2 separate regions of the Mus musculus genome follow, and region 2 is linked to region 1. The links are chromatin loops, found by intact Hi-C in ENCODE. Cell type or tissue: gastrocnemius. All regions are shown on one strand. Each heading gives the region's core, and the rest is flanking DNA. Links, peaks and the distances in the headings are about the cores only. Region 1 has its middle 6.6 kb from the start of Chrna9. Region 2 overlaps Rbm47 (RNA binding motif protein 47).

Region 1 (8,000 bases), core at 1-8,000:
AACTTAGAGCAGAGTGCTTGGTCTCTTCATGCCTCCATTTCTTCATTTATAAAATGGGGGTGATTTTAACATTGGCTACCTCTTAGAGGTTTTTTTGAGGAATAAGTGAGTTACTTCATAGTGTTCTAAAAACACTACTTGATTATAAAACTGTTAAATAAGTAAAAAATTACTGGGGAAAGTGCATTCTAATATAAAAATATATAATAATATATTTATATGTATAAGCTAGAGCTAAAATATGTATTATTTATTTATTTATTTATTTATTTATTTATTTCTCTTTCTCTCCCTTCCAGTAAGACCTCTTCTCTCATTCCCTCTCTGGATCTCTGTCTCTGTCTCCCACCCTAAGTGTCTCAACAGACCTGGCTAGAAAACAGTTGCTTTATCTGACAATCAGCTCATACTTTGGGTGGTAGAATTTCACTCCTGCTATATTCTTGTTGTCCTTTTAAAAGAGTATTTGTAATGTGGATATATGTGTGCATGTATATGAGTGTGCATGTATATGAGTATGCATGTATGTGAGTGTACATGTGTGTGCATGTATGTGAGTGTGCATGTGGGCATGTGAGTGTGCATATGAGTTCCCCTGGAGGCCAGAAGAAGGCATTCCAGGTGCCTCGAGTGATGGGAATCGAACTGGTTTCCTGGACGAGCAGCAAGTGCTCCTAGCTGATGAGCCATCGCTCCAGGCCCTGGTTGTCATCACAATGTTACTCTTACTGTTAGCTATCAGTAGAGTTATTTATTTACTTGTGTAGTAATATTTGTGGGTGAATAAGAGATGTTGAGACAGGGTGTTATGTAGCTTCAGATCAACCTTGAGCTCCTGTGCAGACAAAGTATTACAAATGAGAGCCAGCATGGAGTAGTGTGGTCCATTTGTACGCTGTGCATTACCCAGTCTAAACCTATCATAGAGATGAGCAAACCCTTCCTGTAAAAAAACCAAAAACCTGAACAGTAAATATTTCCAGCTTTGCACCATCTGGTCTCTGTAAGAAGCGCTCCTCTGGAGGGTGTACTGTGAAAGCCGACGAATGGAGAAATGGATGAGTGTGCCTGAGCTCTGATAGGACCTTATGTACAGCCAGGCACAGTAGTTCTGATAGGACCTTATCAGGCACAGTGGCTCCTATGCCAGTGATCTCAGCATCCGGAAGGCTGAGGCAGGAGGATTGCTGGATTGCAGCAGGGGCCAGGCCAACCATGTTTCAAAAACCAAAACACACTAACGGTACTCAGGCCAAGTACACTAGGGTTCAGTGCTCCCATGAAGAAGGGACATTGCCTACAGGAAGAAAAGAGTTTCGGTACACACACACACTCACACACACACTCACACACAGTCACACTCACACACAGTCACACTCACACACACAGTCACTCTCTCTCACACACACACACCAGCATGGACGGGTACAAGGGTGAAGATGCACACCATCTTCTACACAGGCTCCATACATAGGAAACTTTCTAATGAAGAATTAGAAATACAAGGGGCTAAAGAGCACATGGCAGCCCCTCACCCCCACCCTGTGTGATGTGTGGAGGCTGCACAAACCTCTCTCAGCCATTAGAATGTCAGGGCAAGGAAGAAGACTGCTCCAATATTGGTTACACACCCAGCGATGTCTGGAGCTGTGTTACAGGCAGCGGTGGGGACCCCAGGAATCAGAGCCCAAAGCTGGAGCATGGAACGCCACAGCTTTACTGAGGTAGCGAGTTCCTGGGTGCTGTTCTGCTTCTAGGATTGTGATCCCCTTCCAGCCATCCTCCAGTTGTACCCCAAATCCATAGTCTGAAGGGAGCTACAGGACGGAGCCGAGCAAGATGGATGAAGGAGGGAGCCATGTTGCTTGGCACTGGTTGGAAAGCACCCTCACTGGTTGTCGAGCTGAGTGCACCTTTATTTCTTCAGTGTCTGAACAACACTCTTTTCCCACAATGCCTGGTGTTGCTAGAAGTGGGCAGTGGACTAGGAACTCCATTCTGCTGCCACCTAGCCAGGTAGGCTTGCCCAGGGCTTCTGAGCATCGAGAAGGAAAAAGTCAACTCATTTTTCTAACAGTGACCTAAACTAAGTGAAACCACATTGCCCTCTGCTCTGTTCTTTTTTTCTCTCACTTCATGAGTTGGTTGCCACTACAAAATGCTGTAGACAGCAGACATACGCAAAACTGTTTACAGAGCTAGAGGTTGGTTCATGATCAGGTTGGAGCAGGGCAGTGCTGGGGAGATGGCTGTCTTAGTTAGGGTTTCACTGCTGTGAAGAGACACCGAGACCAAGGCAACTCACATAAAGGACAACGTTTAACTGGGGCTGGCTTACAGGTTCAGAGGTTCAGTCCATTATCATCAAGGCAGGAAAAGCAAAGAGAGAGGCTTGTCCTTTGCAACCTGATCACAGAGATGATGAAAACGTATAGAATTTACTCATCTGAATAATGGCTTTGGTTTACCTACATTACTTACATGTAAATTTGGGTAAATGAGTTTGTCCAATTGGCTTGTTGATGGGGGGAAAAATTAGGTTAAAATTAAGCCATTCAAAGCTGGGCATGGTGGCGCACGCTTTTAATCCCAGCACTCGGGAGGCAGAGGCAGGCAGATTTCTGAGTTCCAGGCCTGGTCTACAGAGTGAGTTCCAGGATAGCCAGGGCTACACAGAGAAACCCTGTCTTCAAAAAAAAAACCCAAAAACAAAAATTGGCCATTATATATATAAAAGTGAAGAATTTTTATAATTTGTGAATTTGAATTGCATATTTAAGTTTATGTCAAACGCCCTTCTTTTACCTGCTAAAGCTTCCTCTTAAAGTCAACGTTGCCTGATACTCTAATTACTAATCTACTATCTTTGCTTAGATTTTTGTACTGATGCCATTTTATGGGCATTGATTATGGAAATGGTGCCATATTGTTATGACATGATTGCTTTAAACATTTGACTTAGTCTTTTTTACATTAAAACTTTCAATATTAAGTAAAAGAAAGAAGAGAACGCTAAGGGATTAAAAGTTGGGAAAGCAAGAAAAGTAAGAGCTACCTTCCTTATGATTTATAAGGTTACCAGAGGACTTTAACTTCTTCTCCTTACTTTCTTCTTCCTCCTCTTCCTTCTCTCAGCTTCTTTTTCCCACTTACACTAAGGTGATATTTAGCCTTACACCCTTAGCATACTGCTGTGCTATATTTTAACCTATGACAAAGCAAATTCCCTTGAGAATATGAACATACATTTTACTTTTCTGTATGTAGCCATGTATCTTAAATGCCCCCACCTCAAGGGCAGCCACCAAGGCCAATGCTATTAGTGCAGAATTGGGCCCAGAGGCAACTTCCCCATATCTCTGCGGACCCTCACGCAGGAGAAAGAGCCTTAGGACATAGTAGGAGTCCTGTGGTCCATGTTCAAGTCATAGGTCCATGATGTGCGTAACAACTCCTGAATTTTGTTTTTACATTTGCAGGAGTGCAAACTCACCTAAGGGGTTTATTGTGAGGATTTGAGAGAAACAGATAGATTACCAAGCACGCACTTGGCATATAGCAGGCTGTCAGCCATAGCTGATATGATGTCCCCTGCCTAAGCCGCACAGGCTCCAAGAGTCCACAAAAACTCCACTGAGTTTCCAACAAAAGAGCCAAGTTCATGAACAGACATGAGCAGGTGCTAAGGACCGCGCGTGCAGTTTCTGGGTCAGCAGAACGGCGGATACGTGATCCCCGCACACGATCTATCCAAGTGAATGATCTGCAGCAGTATCTGATGTCCATGCTTTGCCAGAAGATACACGATGTTCCCCTAAAGTCCCCTAAGGGAATAGTGTTGTGCAGGGTGAGTTCCTCTGGTTTTCCTTCACAGTCTGGGGTCTCTCCTCCCTGTGGGCGGAGAGGCTCTCCACCCTGGGAGCCTTCCAGTCGCCTCATCAGGCTGCAGGAGCCCTTGCAGATCCAATCCTTTCTCACCCACTGGTTCTACTTCCTCTTTTCACAGCAGACTGTGTGGTCACAATTGTATGATAGTTCTCTGTTGCTTTCTATTATCACCTCCCTGAGGACAGTGCAAATGTTGGGTAATTGATAAGGCTGGAGGAGACCCTCCTGCTTGTTCTGAGGACCAGTCTGCTCCACAGGCGTTAATCCATGGGGGGAAAAATAAGGAAACACAAGGGAGCAGTAGGCAAACCAAACTCCCCTGTTATTTTGTGACTAGCTCCCAATCACTCTCTTAACTGCATATTCTCTAATGTGGTGGTGTGAATGAAAATGGCCCCTTCAGACTCATCTATTTGAATGCTTAGTCACTGGGGAGCAGCACTGCTTAGAAGGATTGGGAGGTGTGTCCTTGTTGGGGTGGGTGTGGTCTTGTTGGGGGAAGTATTGGAAGAGGGCGTGGCTTTGAGATTTCAAAAGCCTAAACCAGGGTTAAGAGCACTGTCTGGTCTTCCTAGAGGTCCTGAGTTCAATTCCCAGCACCCACATGGTGGCTCAGAGCCATCTATAATGAGATCTGGTGCCCCCTTCTGGCCTGCAGGCATACATGCAGGCAGAATGCGGTATACATAATTATAAATAAGTAAATCTTGAGAGAGAGAGAGAGAGAGAGAGAGAGAGAGAGAGAGAGAGAGAGAGAGACTAGGCCCCTCACTGCCTACAGGTCCTGATGTAGGCCACTCAGCTATTTCACCATGTCTGTCAGAAGTTTTGTCCATTGTCATTATGTAAGTCAGCCCCAAATAAATGTTTCCCTTTATAAGAGTTGCCACAGTCACGGAGTCTTGCCAGGCTGCACGTCTGCCTCGCTGGGGTGCAGGGAGCGCCAGCAGAGAGCTCAGAGGAGACAAAACAGAGTCTGTAATGGGGGCCCTCAGTCTGTGTTTTCCTGGAGTGGGAAACAGCGGAGCCTGGGGCGATTGCTGTGGTTCCGTCTCCTGTGTACCCGGGGCAGCTGGCGTACCACCCAGAGTTGGGAACGGGGTCCCAGGTCTGCGCTTCCCTTTGCTCGCCAGGCTACATGGGATGCTGAGGCAGGAGGATTAATTGAGGACACAAATTCCAGACCATCGTGGGTAATGAAATGAGTTCCTATCTTGAAAAGAAGGGGGAATGAGAGGGAGAGAAATGACTCTAAAATTATATGCAGAGCTATGTACGGTGGAACACTTGTAATCCCAGCACTTGGGAGGCAGAGGCTGAGAGGCTGCTGAGCGTTGCTGGCTACTCTGTTCAATATAGAACATTCCAGGCCAGCTGGGGGTACAAGCAGACCCCTGAGCAGATGTCGCCATCAGTCTTCATCCACATCATCATCTTTACTCATTACTGAAATTCTCCCTCTTTTGCACTCCTTAGATTTTTACTTCAGGCAAATGCCTCTCTTGTCTCCCCTCCCCCGATCCTGACCCTGATAAGATTTAGTTAGTTCAATATAAACCTGGTTAGTTCACCCAATTCACCTAAAGAACTGTCTTTTTTAAAAAGTTCAGACAGTCTAGGAGTAATCTAAAAGATTCAAAGCCTATTTGTTTTAAATATAGAATGGAGATACTATTAAAAGAATCGGAAGAGATGACAAACAAACAAACCAAAACAAACCAAATTTGAGAAGTAATTCAAATTCATGGTATTCTAACAGAGCCAAGGTACTTCACCTTGCCAGCCACCAGATGTCGCTGTACACTCCCTGCAGATCTCATAAGGGAAATCGCTATTAAGCCTAAGACCTAAGAAACAGCCTAAAAAAATAAAATAAATAAAATAAAATAAAATAAAATAAAACCTGCCACCTAGTCGCTTGAAATAGTATGTCTATAGCAAGCCATCCATTTATCTAGGATTTCTGGCTAATAGTCAAATGTTTACATCAATAAAATCTCTCAATTGATTTAAGCAAAGAAATAGACTGGAGTCTATTTGTCCTAATCAATGTTTTCTAGAACATTCGTGCTTTCTCTTTCCTGCTCCTCAGCCAGATCAATGTCTACAAAAGCACGATTTTGTTAGACCAGAACAGAATGTTCCAGAAGAGCAGCAGAGGAACAATTAGTGTTCCCTGCTTTGGAGGACTGACTGTATCTCACCCACTTCTTTAAGGTGGGATTTAAATGTAGTGTGTGTGTGTGTGTGTGTATTTTATGTGTGTATGGTGTATGTGTGTGGTATATATATATGGTGTGTGTATGTATGGTGTGTGTGTATGTATGGTGTGTGTGTATGTATGGTGTGTGTGTGGTATGTATGTATGTATGTATGTATGTCCACTTTTAGGTCAGTGTGGCTTAGCAGATGCCTCTGAATTGAAATAATCTCTTCAGAAGAGAGAGGAAGACTAAGGAGACTCTGGAGACTGAAAGAATCCTTCAACATGTCTGGTAGAATAGAAACTTGGAAGGCTCTGGAAGGCTCCTTCCCAGGTTTATAAAAGCAGTAAGCAACTGCTGGGGTAGAAGACGCTGAGCATCCAACCAAGCTCCAGAGGGGTTTCTCAGGCCTGTCATGCTGTCTGCAGGCTGTGCAGTGTCCAGGCTCGCCGCCTTTATGGGTCGCCGACCTTGCTGGGATGGAATCTCCAGTGCTCTGCTGCCTTTTCGAGTCATCTCTCTTCCTTAAGAAACCCCTCACCCACACTCCTGTGAACAACCTCGGTAAAAACTCATGGTTTCACTGGATGTTACTCGGTCGTCTCTCATGGTTCCCCTCTGTACCGTGAGTAAACTTATATGTGTGTGTCGGACACGTGGAGGAAACTCACACAACAGTGGGCTCCGGGGATTGAACTCAGTCTCCAGGCTTGTCCAGTTAATGCCTTTACCCACTGAGTCATTCTGTTTCCAGCTCTAGGGTGGGGAAATACTAAGTGAAACATCTGCCTGGTAAAATGTATGACATGCTTCTGCAAAGGGCCGAACACACGTGCTGGGGTAGTTGTGCTGACCCCAAGTGTGATGACAAGTAGGCTCGCCATCATTTCTCTCACACTCTCATCCAGCCTCTACAAGACGCAGCAGCTCACCTAACACTGTCTCCCTGACCTGGCACTTTCTGCATCCATCCTGTAAGCAAGCCCTTCCTCAGTCAACAGCCTTGTGGTTGTTCGGATGAGACTCTTCTCCATAGGCTTGAACACTTTGTCCCCAGTTAGTAGAACTGTGTTGGAGAAGTGTCACCGGAGGGGGGGACTTTGAGGTTTCAAAAGACTCACACCATTCCCAGTGTCTATCTCTGTCTTCCTTGTGTATGTGGATCAAGATGTGAGTTCTCAGCTGCTGCTCTGATACCATGCCTGCTGCCACGCTCCCCGCCATGATGGTCATGAACTAGATCTACCACCTTCTGGAATCATGAGGCCCAGTTAAATGCTTTCTTCTAGAAGTTGCCTTGGTCATGGTGTCTTTTCACAGCAATAGAAAAGTAACTAAGACAACCCTTCCTTGCAAGGGCTCTTGGGAAATGGTAACAGCAGTGTTCCTTCTGTTTCTTCTCCAGTTTGCCGGAGCCAGTGTCTCTTCATGCTTTCAAAATCGCTGTTCCCAAAGTGAACCACTGGTCCTGGCCATAGAATACTTGCTAGGGCTTCATAAGCCTACAAAGAGAACCTGACAGAAACTATCCTTGCATAGCGGTTTCTCTGGGTTTCCATGGCAGTAAAGTCTCTTCTGTTTTTTTTTTTTTTTTTTTTTTTTTTTTTTTTTTTTCCCTGTCTCTTCTGGGTCTTTATGATCTTTTGATGTTGGGTTTCTCAGGATTGAGTCCCAGGCCCTCCTCTCAAAGTGCGCTCATAGAAACTCTTAGCAGTTATGAGGGGACACGCAGACAGAGGGAAGAGCATAAGAACAAACTCCAAGGTGACAGATCACTGGCATGATTTTTCAACCCTTGATGGTAGCACTTTAAAAACTAATTTTATACCATTATTTCTACAATTATGATAGGTGGTATCTTCTCTCAGCCTTTTATGATGTCTCATTCATTTAAGGTTCAATGTGCAC
Region 2 (9,902 bases), core at 836-8,835, 110 kb before region 1:
CCATCTGAAGTTCCCTCTAAGTCCAAAATAGAGACCTTGGGTCAGAGGAGGACTCTGTGTACTCACACCAGACTCTCTGAAGGAGGTAGTTAATATTCGTCAAATCTGAAATGTGATGGGGGAGCAGAAAGGCTCTGGGAAAGGGGTCTTCTGTTCCTAGAGACTTTGAGCTCTTGTCTCATGGAGAAGTGGCTTCCTTTCAATTTTTCTAGATCTCAGTCCCCCAGATAGATGTGTGGGTATAAGATCACCAGAGGTTATTTTACACCCCATTAGGGGTGTTTACTGTTTTACCACAGTTTGTTGATTGACAAATTTTGCTTTTATTAAATGGGGTGAGAGTGCTTTTATGTCAAGTTGGCTATGAGGAGCTGCTCTCTCTACAAAAGATTGGTAGTGTTTGGATTTTTCTTTTGTTTGTTTTGTTCTTTTGAGACAGTCTCTGTAGCTGAGGCTGACCTTGAACTCCTACCTCAGCCTCTGGTCTATACAGAGCAAGTTCCAGGACAATTGTAGGTATGTGCCTCCAAGCGGGGCTTCTACCTTTCTTTTATAAGTGTTATCTCGCTGTATATATCTATGGCTCGCTTGGAGTTTACTGTATAGATTAGACTGGCCCCGAACTCACGGAGACCCACCTGCCTCTGCCTCTGAAATGATGGGATTAAAGGTGTGTGATACCACACCCATCAGTTTGTTTGTTTTGAACGAGCTCCAGTTGGCCTAGAAATGGCTGGGCAGCCTAGGCTCACTTCCAACTCCATTGACCCTCCCTCCTAAGCTTCCCAAGTACTGGGATTGTAGGAATGAGTAACCAACCACCTTTTGATTGTATTTAGTCCCACCCCATGAGATGGAACCCACACCACACACTGGAAAAGTAGTTAAGAACCTGAGACTAGATAGGTCAAGGTCACTAGGGGGAAGCCTACAGTTATTCTGCTAAGGGAACATAGCACCCAGTGGTGTGTTGCTATATCTGTAGATCAGAACATCATTAAACCCTCACCACTTAATATTGTCTGTTATCGTTCACTAACATTTCTGGGTTGTCAGACCTATCCATCCCTCCACTTATCCATCCATCTATCTATCCATCTGTCCATCCACCCATCCTTTAACTGTTTATTAAAAGCTCATTCTGGGATGTGTTCTCATCTCTCAGTTCTTTTTATGGCATTGTTTTGAGGGAGGGTCTCACTGTGTGCACAGGCTGGCTTTGAACCTGTGGCAGTCTTCCTCAGTCCCCAATTCAGGGACTCCAGGTGTTTGCCCTTTGCCTGGTTCCATTTTTCAGTTCTTCAACATTACTTCTTGTGCTTCCTCCTCCCAGTCCTGCGTTAACAATTATCTGTCATCATAGTCCAGCTTTGGCTGGCATGGATCTTAATAAATACGGAGTCTTGCAGTCTATACACTTCTGGTGTTACTCTCTTGGCGCTTATATCTGTGATATTTGCCCAGGCTCTAATTTATTAGCTCCTTTGCTGCCTAGTTTTGCTTTGTAGGAATAGACCACATTTTAAAAAAAAAAATTATTTCAGGAGTTAAAACTATGAGCGTGAGCTTAAAAAAAGTCATGCCTCCGTGTGTCAGCTCTTCACAAAGTTGGGTGACCTCACAAAGGGTGGGATAGAAATGTTATCACCTGAGAGGGCAGAGGGAGGACCACTTTGAGGGAGTGTGTTTGCTAAGCACTCTGCGTGAGCCATTTATTTAACGGAAGCAGTTGTCTCAGGAGCAACTGCAGCTGTCTTGTATGAGGAGCCCGGCCCGAGAAGCTTTGCCAGGTTACAGTGGAGCCTGACTCAAGGTGAAAAGCATTTACCACACTAGGGAGCAATCTTGTTCTAGAGAAGGCTGTTGGGGCTCTGCCACCGCGATTTCCTAAGAGTCTCTCCCTCACTCGTTTCAGTGCTAACAGTTGAATCAGGGCTTCCTTCGTGCTTGGCAAGGGACGGCTTCTGAGCTGTACACCCCAGCCCCAGTCAGCCTTACAGAGTACCGGGAAGAGGCGATCCTCTGTTAGAAAGCCAGCCATTGGCTTGAGCTTTCTCTCTTTTGTAATTCATCTGTTTTGAAGATAAGACTTTCTGGGCTCTAACTTGTTTGTTTTACTTATGATTTTTTTCTTTGAGATTTTTTTTTTTTACTGTATTCATTTATTTCGGGGGGGGGGGGGGGGCAGACACATGCCCCAGCACCTGTGTGTGTAAAGCTCAGAGGGCAATTTGAATAGGTTCACTTCTTCCTCCACAGGGGTCCAAGGACTTGATCTCAGGGTTGACTGAGTCATGTCACCAGCCCTTGCTCGAAACTGATTCTTCCTCACTAACTACAGAGATTCTCAGCCCCGTATTCAGCAGCCTTCAAGTTTTTTCCTAAGTTCAAGCTTTGCTATGCTTGGATAAAGAATAACTGTCATCGTAAGAGAGCTAAGTGAATTAAGGCTGAGTTACTGATTTCCTGGGAGTCAAAGGTCCCTGTTTTAAATAGAACCAGAGGAAGTCCTTACAACGGGGCTCAGGCTCAAGGGGACACCTTGGGAAGAGGAGTTCAGGGAAAGGAACGTTCTGGGGAAAAAAGCTGCACGTCTTGTCCAGAAGGTCCCTTCTCGGAATAATAAAAGACAGCGTGTGTCTTCACAGTACTTCCTCCTAGCTGTGAATGAGAGGGACTCTGTTCTAAACTTGGCCTTGGTGTGTGACGGAGCTGTGTGTGTGAGATCTTGTCAGTGAGGCCCGATGGCTGCATGGTCCACTCTCTCCCCAGGGGCATCCGTGAAACTACCCTGAGAGTGTCTCAACTGAATATCTCACATCGCTTCTAGAAAGAGCAAGGGTTCCTGCTTTCTGTGCAGTCAGAGTTCGTTTTCCTCACTACTGGTAGAGAGCCTTTCATAGGACACTACTTTAAAAAAAAAAATCACCAGCTGGCCTTGAATATCTTTAACTTTATGGACAACCACAGCGGCAACATCTTGTAATTGTACAGTTAAAAAGAAAAGAAAAAAGAAAAGAACCCACCCCCACCCCCCCACTTTCTTGGCCTGGAGAGATTGGTCAGTGGTTCTTTTCCCGAGTTTAGTTGGTACCCTTTCATGGGTGCTCACCACAACCTGTAGTGCCAGCTCCAGGGCATCCTCTTCTGGCCTCCGTAGGCACCTTGACACTGGTGCAACCCCCACACCCCCAACACACCTGTAAACACAATTTATAATTCAACACATCTTTTAAAAAACTCCTTTCTCAAATAAACTCCATGTCTACCATTAGCTTTAGTCTTGCGATGTTAAATGAGAACGTTGAAATAAACGATATGACCACCTATCTGGCTAGGAGAAGAGCTGACGTGTGGACTTTCCGCCTCCGTGGACCCAGCTCTTCTCTCTCTGGCCCCACTCCTGCCACCCGCACAGTGTGTGGTGACCTGTGTCAGCATTACCTTTGGTCTACGGGGGCCTCTCAGAACACAGACTTCATGGTGTGCCTTCCATGTGTGAGACACTGCACCAAGTGCGTTAGGGGTTCACCCCTAGCCCCCACACAACTCTGCTAGCTCGGAATCCTTCACCCTTCTCACTGAAGGGAACCAAGGCTCGGAGCAGTCGGATGATCTGCATAAAGCCATATATTTGCCATGTTCACCCTGTCAGCTGCCTGCCACAGGTCTGAAGAAAGCCCTGCCTTTCCCCTATCTTCATCACAGTGGAGCTCAATGCAAGGGGCCTTAAACAATTTCTTTTCCTCCTAAGTCTTGACTTTTATCCACACCATGCCCCCTGATGGATAGATGTTGTCTTTGTAACTAGACATAGATGTGGGTTAGATTCGATTTTTAACTTAGCCTTTAACTTTCAGAGCCGAAGGAAAACCAGGGTTAGGGGCTAGGAGGTCAGTGGGCCTGCTTGGTAGGCTTGGCAGGGACCTCTTTGCGGGGAACCCTGGAATAGAGGTGGCTTCCTTGGGCAGAAAATTGGTCAGATGACTCTCAAGCACACAGAGATGTGTGTGTGTGTGTGTGTGTGTGTGTGTGTACACGATCGCTCACGCATGTGCCTGTGTGGAGAAGGTATGGCAACAGGCATTTATGGAGGCAGAAGCAGGAAGCTGCCTGCTCGTGTTCCTCATACAGGAAGCAGAGTAAAAGGACAGGAAGTGGGGCCCGGCTATAAAACCTCAAAGCCAGGCTGAAGAGTACTTAAGAGCACATGCTGTTCTTGCAGGGGACTTTGCACCATACAGCAGTTAAGTGTGTACAGCCCCAGTTCCGGGGGATCCGGCACCCTTTCCATTCTCTACAGACACTAGGTGCTCTCATGGTATGCCTACATATCCAGGCAAAACACTCATATAAACAGATCAGAGGGACAATCTAGGGGGCAACCTCAAAGCTCACCCCACAGTGACACACTTCCTCTTTAAAGTTTCACAGTCTTCTTGAGACAGGGCTGCCAACTAGGAAGTGAGTGTTCCAACACAGGAACCTACCGGCGCGTTTTTAATTCAAACCACCATACAGGGCTTCTGGGTCTTTGCTGAAAATGCTAGGCTTTGTAGAGCTATGAGCCCCGGGAATCCTCCTGTCTCTACTTCTCCAGCAGAAGGATTACAAATCTACTCCACCTTGAACATGGGTGCTGGAGGTGAACACTTAAGCTCACGGAAGTTCAGCAGCATTTTACAAACCTGTCATGCCTTGTTTTGTTTTAAAGATTTATTTATTCATAGGCATGATTGTTTTGCCTGCATGAATTTCTGTGCACTACGTTTATGCTTGGTACCCAAGGAGGCCAGAGAGAGGCCATCAGAGTCTCTGGAACTGAAGTGACAGATGGTTGTGAACTGCAGTAGAGATGATGAACACAGACTCTGTAAGAGCCCTTAGAGCCAGCGGCCAACGCACTTATTGTTGAGCCATCTCTCCGGCCCCTTGTTTTGTTATTCTGAGACAAGCTTTTGCTACATATCTCTGGCTGCCTATGTAATTGAGGCTGACCTTGAACTTGTGACAATCCCACCTCTTTCTGCCTCTGAAAGCTGGCATTGCAGGTGTACACTACCACACCTGATTGCCAAGAAGAGTTCTTTTGCTCTCAGTATTCTTGGCAAAGGAAACTGCGGAGGTGCATCCAGATTGTTACTGACGTGGCTCTGTGGGCCGTTGTTCTCCTGCCTGGGAGAACAAGAGAAGTGAAATCAAGGGGTACCCAAATCAAGGGGTGCCCAGAATGCTTTCCAAGCTTTCAGGCAACCAGACAGATACCTTGGATGTCCATAGGGTCTAACAGCCATCACCCCAAGGATGGCCTCCTGCGTCCCTACTCTGGATTTCATATTGAAAGAGCTAATTAGCAGCTGGGCCCTTTCCCTGCTAGCACAGTGGCCTGTGTGTTTGCCGCTAGGTATGCCAACCCCAGGTGGGTTTTGAGCATCATTGCTGAGGCACTGTTTGGTGTGTCAGAGCGCACTGGCCTATTTCTGCTGGCCTTCCTTTCCAGCAGGATTCCTAAACGGAACTTTGTACCACAAATGAACCTGGACTCCTACCTGCTGAGGAGTTCAAGAGACTGAACCGTGTCCCGTGCAGCTTCCCCTCATTTAAGGATTGTGAAACCCCAATGGGTTTAAATCGATCATTGTTTAAACGACTGTCCTCTCTGTGTCCGCTCGCTGCGTATGCAAACTCTGGAAGAAACCAAACAAAGATCTCATTCTGCTTCTCCTCCAGCAATGACTTTTTACTGTAAGAACATAGGAAACACCTGCTTGCTCATGGTTTCGTTGTTTAATACAGAATCTCCCTCGCTCTGTAACTCAAGAACTAACTTATAGATATAGCCCAGGATGGCTCCAAACTCACAATCCTTAGCCTCCCCAGTGTTAGGGTTATGGAGTTGTTTATCTTTCATTATTTGTTAAGAAAATTAGAGCAGCTTGACTACATTTTCTGCTGCTATTTGATACGTTACTCTAAGAAAGCAATAAATAGCCCCTCACGAAGACAGCAGGCCCAAGGATGTCCTCTTGGGACTAGCATCCCACTTCTTGAGTGGTAAGGACTGTTTGTGCTGCATAAGAATCTGAATGTAGAAACGGGCAGGGAGTGGATGCTGTTGAAGGAACACATACCTGGGTGAGGGACCCGATTCACCTGGACTTCCGTGTGATTTAGAGAACCCTCTATTCCATTCTTGCCTGCTCTCTGAGCTGGTGTGCTGGCTACACTTCTCAGGAGCACTCTTGTTTGTGCCGTAGGAAAAAATAAAGAGATTTGTCTTGTTTTAAGTAGGAAACAGATTTGGAAAGTGTATTTTTATTAGAGAAATTAGATATTTGGAGATGCTGGCTTATGAATGGTAGTGGGACATATTTTTCTCACCCTCTTCCCTTTAGACGGGGTCTCACTATCTATGTAGCCCAGGCTTACCTCTCAACTCACAGATCCACCTGCTTCTGCCTCCTGAGTGTTGGAAATAAAGGTGTGTGTCACCACACCCAGAAGTGCAGTATCGTTTAAAAATAGAGTTTTAGCCAGGCTTTGGCTTCATGCCTCTAATCCTAGCGCTTGGGATACAGAAGTGGTTACTATAAGATCAAGGCTAGCTTGGGCTAAAAAGTGAGACTCTGCCTCAAGAAAACAGACAAGAGAGAAAGACAGGGGAAAGGGAGGAAATTTTATTTCATTTTTTAAAAAAGATTTATTTATTATTACACATAAGTTCACTATAGCTGACTTCAGGCGTACCAGAAGAGGGTGGCCAGATCTCATTATGGGTGGTTGTGAGCCACCATGTGGTTGCTGGGATTTGAACTCAGGACCTTCGGAAGAGCAGTCAGTGCTCTTACCCGCTGAGTCATCTCACCAGCCCTTATTTTATTCTTAAATACAAAAACAGAAATCATTTTTAGAGAACTGTTTTCATTTTCACAGTTTTCATTTAGAAATAAGCACTCATTGCTCGTTCCTAATCAGAGTCTTTGGTAAAGAATTTACTGTTGACAATTCAAAAAACGATCTATTTTTGAATCAGTCATATAAAAATTGTGATCAGTGGGTTTAGAGAGATAAAGAACACTGATTGCTCTTAACAAAGGACCCAGGTTCGATTCCCACCACCTACATGGTGGCTCACAAGTCTTTGTTTCAGGGGATCTAATGATATTCTGCCATCTGTGGATAATAGGCACACAAATGATATTCATAGGCACCCACACAGACACAGAAAATAAAAATAAATCAATCTTTAAGAAGATTAAGGATTTGAGTGAAATGTGTACCAGTTAAATGAATCTCAATATTTTGGGTGGGGGAAGATTTTCAAAACAACTCATTTAGTAATCTAATCCTATTAATTTGTTATGGGTTTGATTTGTTTGTTTCTGTCAGTTTTGTTTTATTTTGAGACAAGATCTCACCATGGAGTCCTGGGTGGTCTAGACTCTCTTTGTAGATCAGGCTAACCTCCAACCCAGAGAAACCTGCCCACCTCTTCTGCCCAAGCACTGGCTTGTACCACCACGCCCCGCCCAATTTGACTTCCCACCCAGTTTGATTTCTGCCAAGACCTTATCGCAAAATTGGAGGGAGCGAAGCAGAGGAGGGAGTGTTAACAGTCTTAATTCGCTAAGGAAAACATGTGGGTTACAACTGAAGGGAGGAACTTGCCACAAGTAACCTATTTCCCACCGCAGATGAGTTCAGTTTGTTTGGTTTTTTTTCTCTATGTCTTGCCACCTTGCACATGTGGACTCTGTATGGACAGTGGACGTGAGGCAGTGAGTGTCGAAACCTTAAAAATGGGGGCTGGAGGGAGAGATGGCTTCAACAGCTAAGAACAAAGAATCCTGGTTTAATCCCAGCACCCATATGGCAGATGAAAACCAGGTTAGAGGTATCTTGACACCCACTTTTGACCTCTGTGGACACCAGGCAGGAAAGTGGTGCACACAGATAAAAATAAAACAAAAAAATATGAAATTAAGTGAGAAAAGACTGCCAGTGCTCGACCCGAGAATTTATTATGGGGTGTGTTCTTTTTTTTTTTTTTTTACGATTTATTTATTTATTATATGTAAGTACACTGTAGCTGTCTTCAGACACTCCAGAAGAGGGAGTCAGATCTCGTTACGGATGGTTGTGAGCCACCATGTGGTTGCTGGGATTTGAACTCGGGACCTTTGGAAGAGCAGTCAGGTGCTTTTACCCACTGAGCCATCTCGCCAGCCCCTGGGGGGTATGTTCTAAGGACAATGTGAAATCAAAGACCATCTTTAGAGAATCTGAACACCTGAATTCCTATCCATCACAAGATGGATCACAGGTGTGCAGTTTTCAAAGTTCCCTGGTTCCACCTCTTTCTAGAGTTTCTAGATGTCCAAGCTCCTTTGTAAAATCAAGAAACTTAACTTTCAATCTGCTTGAGATCAAGGAACTTGTCTCCCAACAACTCCCAGATGAGTGTGTGTGTGTGTGTGTGTGTGTGTGTGTGTGTGTGTGTGTGTGTGTGTGTGTGTAAGAGAGAGAGAGAGAGAGAACATTTCATTTTGTCTTTTGAGTTCTATGGCTAACACAATTTCCAGTATATTCACATACGTATACATACATACATACATACATACATACATACATACATACATACATACATACATATTATTTAAGTAAAATTTCCAGCATTATTAAAATACTCCTGCTTGCAAACCTATAAGACAGTCAGTAAGCACCAAGCTAAAGGATAGGGGAGATTTGTGACTCTAGGTGGAATTTTATTATCATTATTATTGTAGCATTGATTTATTTTATTTGCATGGATGTTTTGCCTGCCTGTATGTCTGGACCACATGCATGTCTGTCCCCTTGGAAGTCAGAAGAGGGTATCAGGACCCCTAGAACAAATTATAGATGGTTGTGAACTGTCAGGTGGGTGCCAGAAATAGAACTTGGGTCCTCTGGAAGGACAGCTCCTACTCTTAACTGCTGAGTCATCTCTCCCACCCAGGGGGAAGACTTTTGACCACCTAGTTGTAGCTCACTGGTGGGAATATTCAAATCCCCGAATTCTCTTTAGCTCTTCTAGGCTGATACTATTATTCACTACTGCCCTGGGCTCTCCCTTCCTGCCAAGGCAGACCGGTAAGTCACTGCTCACCTAGTAAGGTCAGTGACCTTAGGTCTGTGACCACCTTTGGGGAAAGACTCCCCCAACCTAGAAAGAGCCACGTTACTGTATTATTTTTGCTCTTTCCTCCCTGGTTTCTAGTTATTTATAGTTCATATTTCAACAATTGATGAGAGAAGAAGAGGGAAATTCTAGATATTAGTCACTGGCTCCAAATCTATGATCAAATGTGTGTCCGAATCCAACCCTTGTCAAGGTCTGCACGATCAGAGGTTCTTACTCAGGTGCAGCCATTGGCTTCTCTCTACTCTCTCCACCAGCCAGCCACTTGGAGAAGCACGGCCTTAGCTGAGTCAAACATTTCTTAGCAACGCAGGGGGCGGGGTTGGGGGTGGGGTTCCGTTCACTTCCTCCTTGTGCTTGGCTTCCCCTCAATTCAGAGCGGGCTTGATTCGTCCAGTGAAGTTCTGTACTCCTTTCTCTGGACAAAGCAGCAAGGACATATCAGATTTGCCGTGGGAAATGTGTCGACGTGGTTAGGGTACAACAGGTGGCGTGCCCAACATAGCGAGTTCACCCCTGTAACCCAATATGCGAGGCAGACGACGTAGCCTCCCACGGTATCGGAACACCTGTAAAATGCGCGCGACCTTGGTGTAAACGGGGTGTGGTGAGCTGACCGTGCAGCATCGGGGCTTTTCCTTCAACCCTTTACGTGCTGAAGATTGTACAGATGAAAATTAAGTTGAGGGAAGCAGGGGGTCAAGGTGGAGAGAAGGGGGAC

Evidence for each region. A loop is a pair of places that touch in the nucleus more often than their neighbours do. Peaks named below come from ENCODE experiments on the same cell type or tissue, not always from the same donor. Only the 100,000 strongest peaks of a DNase experiment are listed, where the experiment ranks them.
Region 2: it touches region 1 in a loop (2.0-fold over the local background); 4 of 42 quality-filtered maps call a loop at or near these places.

The regions. Positions count from the first base shown.
Region 1 is chr5:65,956,476-65,964,475 of GRCm38, reverse strand. It overlaps a transcript of Chrna9 not described here. Among named protein-coding and RNA genes, the nearest start is that of Chrna9, 6.6 kb to the left of the region's middle. In gastrocnemius, for the core only: CTCF peaks have their summits at 4,542 (motif pointing left) and 5,675 (motif pointing right); a DNase peak (open chromatin) is centred at 5,676; H3K27ac peaks cover 2,114 bases.
Region 2 is chr5:66,069,629-66,079,530 of GRCm38, reverse strand. The region is part of intron 3 of Rbm47 (RNA binding motif protein 47); the gene reads left to right. Among named protein-coding and RNA genes, the nearest start is that of Gm40310, 64 kb to the right of the region's middle. In gastrocnemius, for the core only: no CTCF peak of the experiment used is centred there; no DNase peak of the experiment used is centred there; H3K4me3 peaks cover 236 bases; H3K27ac peaks cover 1,680 bases.